Linked DNA regions of Homo sapiens: region 2 is linked to region 1. Evidence: chromatin loops called from intact Hi-C (ENCODE). Cell type or tissue: sigmoid colon. All regions are shown on one strand. Links, peaks and the distances in the headings refer to the core of each region. The heading gives the core; the rest is flanking DNA. Region 1 overlaps COBLL1 (cordon-bleu WH2 repeat protein like 1). Region 2 overlaps GRB14 (growth factor receptor bound protein 14).

The links. Peaks named below come from ENCODE experiments on the same cell type or tissue, not always from the same donor. Only the 100,000 strongest peaks of a DNase experiment are listed, where the experiment ranks them.
Region 2: a loop joins it to region 1, with 13 times the contacts of the local background. A loop is called at or near these places in 73 of 110 quality-filtered maps.

The regions. Positions count from the first base shown.
Region 1 is chr2:164,714,827-164,719,238 of GRCh38, forward strand. All of the region lies in intron 7 of COBLL1 (cordon-bleu WH2 repeat protein like 1), which reads right to left. Among named protein-coding and RNA genes, the nearest start is that of SNORA70F, 29 kb to the left of the region's middle. In sigmoid colon, for the core only: CTCF peaks have their summits at 2,395 and 2,599; no DNase peak of the experiment used is centred there.
Region 2 is chr2:164,558,230-164,562,641 of GRCh38, forward strand. All of the region lies in intron 2 of GRB14 (growth factor receptor bound protein 14), which reads right to left. Among named protein-coding and RNA genes, the nearest start is that of GRB14, 61 kb to the right of the region's middle. In sigmoid colon, for the core only: a CTCF peak has its summit at 2,151 (motif pointing right); no DNase peak of the experiment used is centred there; H3K4me3 peaks cover 674 bases.

The DNA of each region.
Region 1 (4,412 bases), core at 239-4,238:
TTCAATACTATTTTATTAACTCAGCATGTTATTTTAGAGAGGTACGACTTTTTACATACTAATAGACAAGAATGAGAAATCCATATTAATTCCACAAATGACCTACTGCTCTTTGAATAATATATTTTTCCTTAAAGTTTAACAACTTATTAATTCCTCATAATTCATAGTTCTTTTAGGCTAAAACTGTCAGAAACCTAAAATGTAATGGCCCAGAGGGTTGTCATAAGGATTAAATAAGTAATGTTCTTAGAGCCTTGTCTGAAACATTAGTAAGCATTATATAAGCATTCACCATTGCTTTTGTTATTGTGATTATGACCCTTTGAAAATCTGATGAAAACTACAGTGGCAAAGTATGTATTATATCTAGGAAAGCCTTAAAAAGGGGAGCAGATTAAATATTATACTGTGTTGGTACATTTCTCTACTGAATGAAACCAGTCATATTTTTGGAAGTATAGACAGCTGTATTCTGTACAGCAAACTGCAAATGCCATGGTAACCACTGTTCCTAGGCAATTGTAGAATTATGCATGGTGGTCCACTTTCTATATAATAAATATAAGAGGAAAATGGAGGGGAAAATAAAATATAACAACCTGTGTAAAAATCTAAAAAGGGGGATGTTTCTTAAACATTGCAAATACATACTCTATTACAACAGAGGGTACAACCTTACATACTCTATGTAAAATAACTAGGATTAAAATTAAGTAAAATAGCAAAATATGTACCTGTACATTTCATAAGTATATGACAATACATCATCTTATCTGCTTATAAACCATGATATATATTAGAATATAAAATTGCATAAAAGATGAATAATGTAAAACATTTAAAAAATTAAGTCAGTTATTTTAAAACTAACACTCTAGGTATTAAATTTCACTTGCATAATACTAGATGGCAAAGAGTTTCCGTTTCTCAATAGTTGAGTGTTTGTCTGAAGCAGGATGCAAAATGAGATAAAATAAAATGCCCAGTGAAGATCATTTCTTACAGTGTTTCCAGCCACAATGTAATATCCCAGAGAAAATGATGTGCCATCCCCGTAGCCAGGAGAAAAATTGATTGCTGTTGTATATCCATCATTCCAAGCAGCAGTCACACCAAATGTGCCAAATGAAAAATTCTCCAAAAGGTTCTGTGAATTCTATGGGTCAAGATTACCAAATACTTTTCCCTGACTCTTCTTCCACTTATTCAAATGTAAAATCAGCTTATGAGGCTAATTTGTCAATAAGACCAGAACATCCTTTGGCCATTGATTTTATTAAATGTGCTCTTCATAAACTCTTGGTCAGCAGATACGGTGCAGAAACTAGATTTCTGAACTTAGATTTATCTGAGAATTCTAAGTCACTTTCAATTTAAGTCAATGTAATCGAATTTCTGACTTCCCATTTCACAAATGACAATCTTATCGTAAATAACTGTGTACATTTTATATAAGAATATATGTTATATGGTTCATATAAATAAAGCATGATCTATTATATGTCTTGTTGCACAAATGGCATTTCAAATCATCAGGAAAAATCATATTTAAAAAATGCTCAAAAACTACCAAGAAATACTGCCAGAAAATTTCTAATGGGAAAGTTTTCTTTTCAAATGAACATTTTCATAGAAGATGATATATTCACCTTCATAGGAAAAATGACATGAGACTTGAAATAATGTGAAAGAGGGTACATAGAAATTTAGGGATTTGAAAGGATACTGCAGCAATAATAGTAAAATATGTGTTCTTCAAAATGTATTCTTTAGATGGAAAAAATAATTTTAGATGCAGAAATATTCTAAGAAAGCTTGGGTTAAATCATTTGCTAACTTGGATCTTTGCTATCTCGGCTAACTTTGAATAGTCTTTGGAAACTGCACAGTTAGTTTGTCAAAATTAGCTCAGCAAATCAACAGCCTTTTATGTGAGCATTTTCAGTATAAGCTCTAAAAAAACACCATCCATATACTTTAATTTGCTAATATTGAGAAATATCTTAGAAGAATGAGGCAAATTATTAAATATAGACAGCCAAAAAATATAAAATAAATGTGGTTGACAAAATTTTTCCTAAGCTACAGATTTACTGACATCAGTAAACCTTGACTAAGGCAAACATAGTTTCTGTGGCTCTTAAAAGAACAAGAAAATGCATTAAAAACTCAAAATGAATAAAATTGCTAATTATAAATCCCTTTGTCATGTGTTACTGACATTTATCTCTCTAGCTTTATTTACCCGCATGAATAAGCATTTTCTACTTCTCATGCAATGTAACTATTTCCAATATTTTCTTTCTGCTTTATTAAAATGTGCTTTGGAGAAAAAAAATGGAAAAATTAGAATACTGTACTTCTGTCAAACAGCGCACCCTTGTGGTTTATTTTGTATCCTGAACAATAAAAATTAAATAAAAGTGTCTAAAATTCACATACTTAGAACCAATTTGGTCATACATATTTTTCTTCCAAGTTATGTTTTCCTCAACATGCTATCATTTTCAATCACTAAAAATAGTGATATTTTACATTTTCAAATTGAAAACTAAATTGTTAAAATAGATACAAACGTTTATAGTGATAATGACCATCTTTGATTTTAAATTTAAAACAAGCAAGCAGTGAAATAAGTATGATTCACTTGTACGTTCATATGTTTTGCTGAATTTCCTGAATATTTGCATCTGGCTATATAAACCACATTTTTACTATTTTAAAATTCATTATTATTTTTTAAAGACACAGTCTCACCCTGTCACCCAGGCCGGAGTGCAGTGGTGAGATCACAGCTCATTGCAGCTTTGAATTCCTGTGCTCAAGTGATCCTCCCACCTCAGCCTCCTGAGTAGCTGGGACTGCAGGCACACACCAACATGCCTGGCTGATTTATTTTATTTTATTATTTTTTGTAGAGGCAGGGGTCTTACTTTGTGGCCCAGGTTGGTCTTGAACTCCCGGCTTTTAAGTGATCCTCCTACCTCGGCCTCCCAAAGTGCTGGGATTATAGGCATGAGCCATCAAGCCTGGGCTATAAACAATTTTAATTCAAGGATCAATTATATTTATATGCATTATGCAATGTACAGTATAGTTTAGTTGGACCTTAAGTTTTCAATATAACCTTATCTAAATTCTGGCTTTTCTATAAAAGCTTAAGAAATATATTGCTAAAAATTACATGGTCCAATTACCATAAAAGTAAATGTAAGCAATCTTTAAGTTAACCACGTACTTCTGAAAATTTACCAGATATATGAATGACATACTAAAATTTTACGATATAAGTGTGACACATTCTCATTGTATATACTATACCTGGCTATGAAAGCAGTGATTAATGTTTACTTATCAATTCTCTTGAACACCTACCATGTTACAGAATTTTGCTGGAGAACACAATTCCTGCCTTCTGGGTGGGGAAAAGAAAAAGGTAAAATTTAACAATGCTGCAAGCATTAAGCCATAATACAACCCTAAAGTTTATCTTTAGAGGATGAGGTAAGTAAGTCATGTTATACCCATCAATTTAATATTATTCAATCCTTCGAAAAGGGAAGCCCTTTATGAACTGCTAAGAATATCCAGAATAAATAATTCCATACCAAGAAGTAAAGTATAACATGCATGTAGTATATGGCCACCTGAGGAAAAAAAATATTTAGCATGAATATTGGTTTTAATATGCATACATTATCTCTGGAAAGACACACAAGAAACTGTTAACAGTGGTTGCCTCTGGGCAGGAGAACTTGGTGGGGGATAGGGAAGGAGAATTTTTACTGTATTCCTCTTTTTATCTTTAGAATAACATATAAAACCTATACATAATGCAAATTAAGAGAAAATAAAAAGGGACAAGAGGAACAAATTCAGAGAAGGTAAAGATTATTCTGCGCTGGCATCTTCAGAAAACTCTCCATGAATCTGATAAAAGAATGGACATCCTTTGGATGGGTAAGTAGAAATGAAGAAGATGGAAGTGGGGCCATTCCATTCTGAAAAGATACAGAACACAGGATTTTTGCATCAGCAACAATAAGTCAAATCTTCTGGTTAGAGATAGAAGTATCCTATCCTATCAATGAGGAGGCATTAAAAAGTTTAAAAGTAAAATTGTAATCATTCTGTAGAGGATCTTGGATGCCCAGAAAAATGACAACAAGCTATGCAAAATTTCTGAACTGAGAAGTGATAATTAAGAAATACAAATGCAGCAGCTTGCCACGTTGAGAATTTCAAAGACACATTAAGTACTGGTTTTCTCTTTATACTCTGTCCTGGATTTCTCTACAAAAGATGTCAGCAGAGGGAATAAAAGACATCATGAAGGGAGACTGAATGAAGGATTTGTCTCTAATTAGATGTAAAAAGAAAAAAAAACAAAGATGAACTTGAGCTTTTCA
Region 2 (4,412 bases), core at 156-4,155, 160 kb before region 1:
CCTTTCTTCCTATTAGGTAGAAAGAAGGACTCCAACTCAAGTGGGGGTTCAATTTGACAAAGAGAAATTCAAGCCCTTTCAGTTGGCTCTGTTATGTGGCAGAAAAAAAGATAAAAGAAACTGCTCCAATTTCATTATAAAAGAAAGCAAACATTAACAACTAAGTTAGAAAATATCCTAAGTTATCACATACAGACACACACACACAGACACACATGTTAAGACCTAAATCCAATATGAATAATAAAGAGGTTCAAATCACAAATCCCACACTAAAGTTTCCGATGATTTCATCAAAGCTGTGTTCTCTGAAGTTTCAGTGTTTTTAATACTCATGCAATTCCTGCTAAGATGCCAGGGCTAATTCATCTTTGAAACAAGAAAACCTCTGCAAGTGCTAATGCTAATTCATATTTAAAGCAGAATACCACTGGCCATGCTTATGTTGGACACAATGTTATTTCAGGATCTCATTTCAGTTTTTAAGCAATAGTTTATTCCCAGAACAGCCATAAGACATGTCTAAGTGAAAAAGTTAAAAATTGATTCACACAGTGAGAAAGAAGAACAAGTAGTAGGGCAGAGGTGGAATAAGTGTTTAGAAGAGAGGGAAAACGTGAGGTGGAGAAAGATACTGTTTGCTAGAGCCCAAGACACATCAGACTTTATTGCAATTATTGAGTTGTCTGGCATCAATTGAAGCCCTTTTAGGAACTACCTTATTTCCTTGATTTTTTAAAAGCACATTTTTTTCACATTTAACTTCTCTGAAACCTGGATGTAACTTACCCTTAATGGTATGTTATAGTTTTATTGGAAGTATATAAAATAATGATGCTTCTTACAACTTAAAGTGCCATACAATCAATAAAATATGCTATGTTCAACCTTCCCAGGACATTTGGGGGTATTATTTCATAAACTTATAATAGTGTACAAAACATCACTTTCTAGATCCTAACATTCCCATGCAGTAACAAACACTGGGAACAACTGATGTATACCCATTTTGTAATTTTACTTTTCCTTCATTTTTCTAAATATTTATTTATTTACTTTTCTTATTTTATTTTATTTTTCCATGAGTTATTGGGGTACAGGTGGTATTTGGTTACATGAATAAGTTCCTTAGTGGTGATTTGTGAGATTTTGGTGCACCCGTCACCTGAGCAGCATATACTGCACCATTTGTAGTCTTTTATCCCTTGCCTGCTCCCTCTTTCCCCCCAAGTCCCCGAAGTCCATTGTATCATTCTTATGCCTTTGCATCTTCATAGCTTAGCTCTCACATATTAGTGAGAACATATGATGTTTGATTTTTTATTCCCGAGTCACTTCACTTAGAATAATAGTCTCCAATTTCATCCAGGTTGCTACAAATGCCATTACTGCATTCCTCTTTATGGCTGAGTAGTATTCCATCATATAAATATACCAGTTTGTTTACCCACTCGTTGACTGATGGGCATTTGGGTTGGTTACACGATTTTGCCATTGTGGATTGTGCTGCTGTAAACATGAATGTGCAAGTATCTTTTCGTATAATGACTTATTTTCCTCTGGGTAGATACCCAGAAGTGGGATTGCTGGGTCAAATGGTAGTTCTACTTTTAGTTATTAAAGGAATCTCCATACTGTTTTCCATAGTGGTTGTACTAGTTTACATTTTTCTAAATATTTATTTTACATCAGTGAAAGACATGCATAGAGCACAGTGTTGTAAAAGAAATGGAATCTATACTGTTTAGAATCATAAAATACTAAAGGTTAGAAGGGTTCCTGGAGAACATCCACTGAAATCCTCCCATTTCACAAATGAAAAAGCTGAAGCTGGAGTCTTGACCTGCTCAAGGACCTCCAAATGGTCACCAGCTGAGCCAGCCACAGAACCCCATTTCTGGCTCCCACCTGATGCTGTATTCTTACCATTCTGTTCGTCCAGTATTTAGGCTGCTTTAAGCTGCTGCTTCTACATGACATCTTGGATAAAAGTATTAGATAAATAAACACTAGAACATAATTAGATGTATACATACATATATCCCAAAGCACCTAGCTTTTTGAGTGTCAAAAAAAGACTATTTTTCTTCATTTTGTTTTGTTTTTTCACTTTTCATAGCTTCTCGCCAGAATAATTGCAAATACTGAAGTAGCCAGCAGAGGGAGTCTTTATTTCTCAGTTTGTGCAAATAGAGAAAATATCATGTTTCGAAAACTGCAACCTTGTTAAAACTATGGGGTTTCTGTTTGATACAATCACAAGCTTGTGACAAAGTTAATATCTATTTTTTCAGAATTAGTAAATATTTGAATTTTTAAGATAAATGATTTCTACATATTAAACATTAATAAGAAGGATTGGGGGGGCATATGTATATATACATATGTGTCACCTCACCAGGAACCTTTCCTGGAACTCAAACTTGGAGTTTTCGCTGGGATTTCGAACAGTTATATCAAATTTTTTCTTCAAATATTGATAAAACTACCCAAGATAATTTCAGTTTTCAAACTGCAAAATAATAATTCCTGGTATTTTCCCAAACAAAGCCTGAATGTATACGTTCAAATATGCATGTCTGATTAGGAGGCTTTCTGACAATGCTGTTCTTGCCAAAACAAATTTTGAATTCCTCTTTGAGAATTATCATAATAGCAAGCATTATTAATATCCTACAGGGGTAGAAAATCCTTATCCTTTCTAGGGGTTTAGAATCTGAAATTACCAAAAGTCTTGCTTCTTTTTTTTCCTGCCAAAAAAGAGATTATTATTTTTAATATTTGGCTTAGAGTTCTGGGGCACAGCCATGAGAGCCAGCCCTACAGACCGCCCCAAGCAGTAGTCTGAGACCGTTCATTAGCCCAGCTATTTTTAATCAGCCTTCACTGCCAAATGTGGAACATGCAGTACAGTGTGCAAAATCATGATGCCCAGCAACTGTACTCATGGGGGTTCAGCCCAGGTGTTCACAGTGGACAGGGGATCCTGGAATCTGCTGTGATCAGATCTCAGACCCCAAACTTATTATTAGCCATGAGTTTTAGACTCCTCATACTGTAAAATGGGCAAAATGCTGGCAAACTGATAGCACTCAACTAATGTTAGCAATTATTATTATAAAATTTTGAAAGCAAAATAAGGCATTTCTGAATAAGTCCCAAGAGACCCCTACAGTCCTGTTGAGCTCTAAGAAACTCTGACCTGATGGTTGAATCACTATGTCTTTGAGGCAAAACTGAGTGCACAGCAAGGAAAAGTAACTAGGAGAGCAAAAGGCAGATTGGCAGAAAAGGTGAGATTCGTCCCATGAAAAGACTACAGGTGAGAGGACAAATTACTGCAGCTACACGGTGATGAGTAGCTATGCAGTACATGTGCCCAGGCAATTCTGAGGGACAGCCTCCTGTGCTAGGTGGAGCAGAGGCCCGGACCTCTGTCCCACCTCTGTCATTTATGAGCGAGGTGCTTTGGCCAAGACACTTAACTCTCTAAGCCAATTTTCCTCATCCAAAAATGGGTTTGGCCACCAAGCTTTTAGGGTTCTTATGAGGGTTAAAGTGAATGTGTAATCAATGCTGAACATGTTGTAGCTGCTATTTTTTATTGTTCTTTGTGAAGGGCAATACTCTGTGTGAAGGGTATACCAAATTGCCCACTGCAGCAAGTTGGAGCTAGATAAAGGTAATGAAAAGGCCTGAGCATTACAGCTTTTCATCCCAAAAGATGAGAAACTTGGCAAAAATTAAAGAAAAGCAACAGAGACAAATATTAGGAAGGAAATAGCAGGTCAGTATCTAAAGAGCTCAATCTTGCCTTTACAAAAATTGTTTTTATCCAACTAATTGGTAATTAGATACCAACTTTGTGCCTTCTATGTGCTGGGCATTGGGGTTCAATGATGATCAAAAGTAACAAGTTCTCACCATCATACAGCTAAGGTTCTATTAATAGTAACACCACTTGCCTACTGAAGCAACGTCTTAATACTAGACCTACTTTTATCCCTTTCAAATATACAACCCAGAAGTCCCCGTCTAATACTCCTTAGGACACTGAAAGGAGGAGTAATTAACCACCTATCTTGTATTTAAATCTACGTTCCCAAAGATTTTAAAAAATATATTCATCAGCGTATATAGTTGGATTCATTTTTTTTAATTCAAATTAGAGACCTTCTAAAGTTACAGAAAGGAAAGCAGTGGGAGCAAGCATTTGAAAGATATATTGTCTTTCTCTCCCTGGCTGAAATCTATGAAGAAAAACCACTTTTTGTTTGACTCACTTTCTACTATGAAATCTTTGGATAACCACTTTAGGAGAATAGGGCACGGAAAGTTTAAATTCTCAGTCACAGGGAAATTTAAACTGTTTATGAAACTAGTAAAACATGCCATTTCACAGGTGGGGAAAA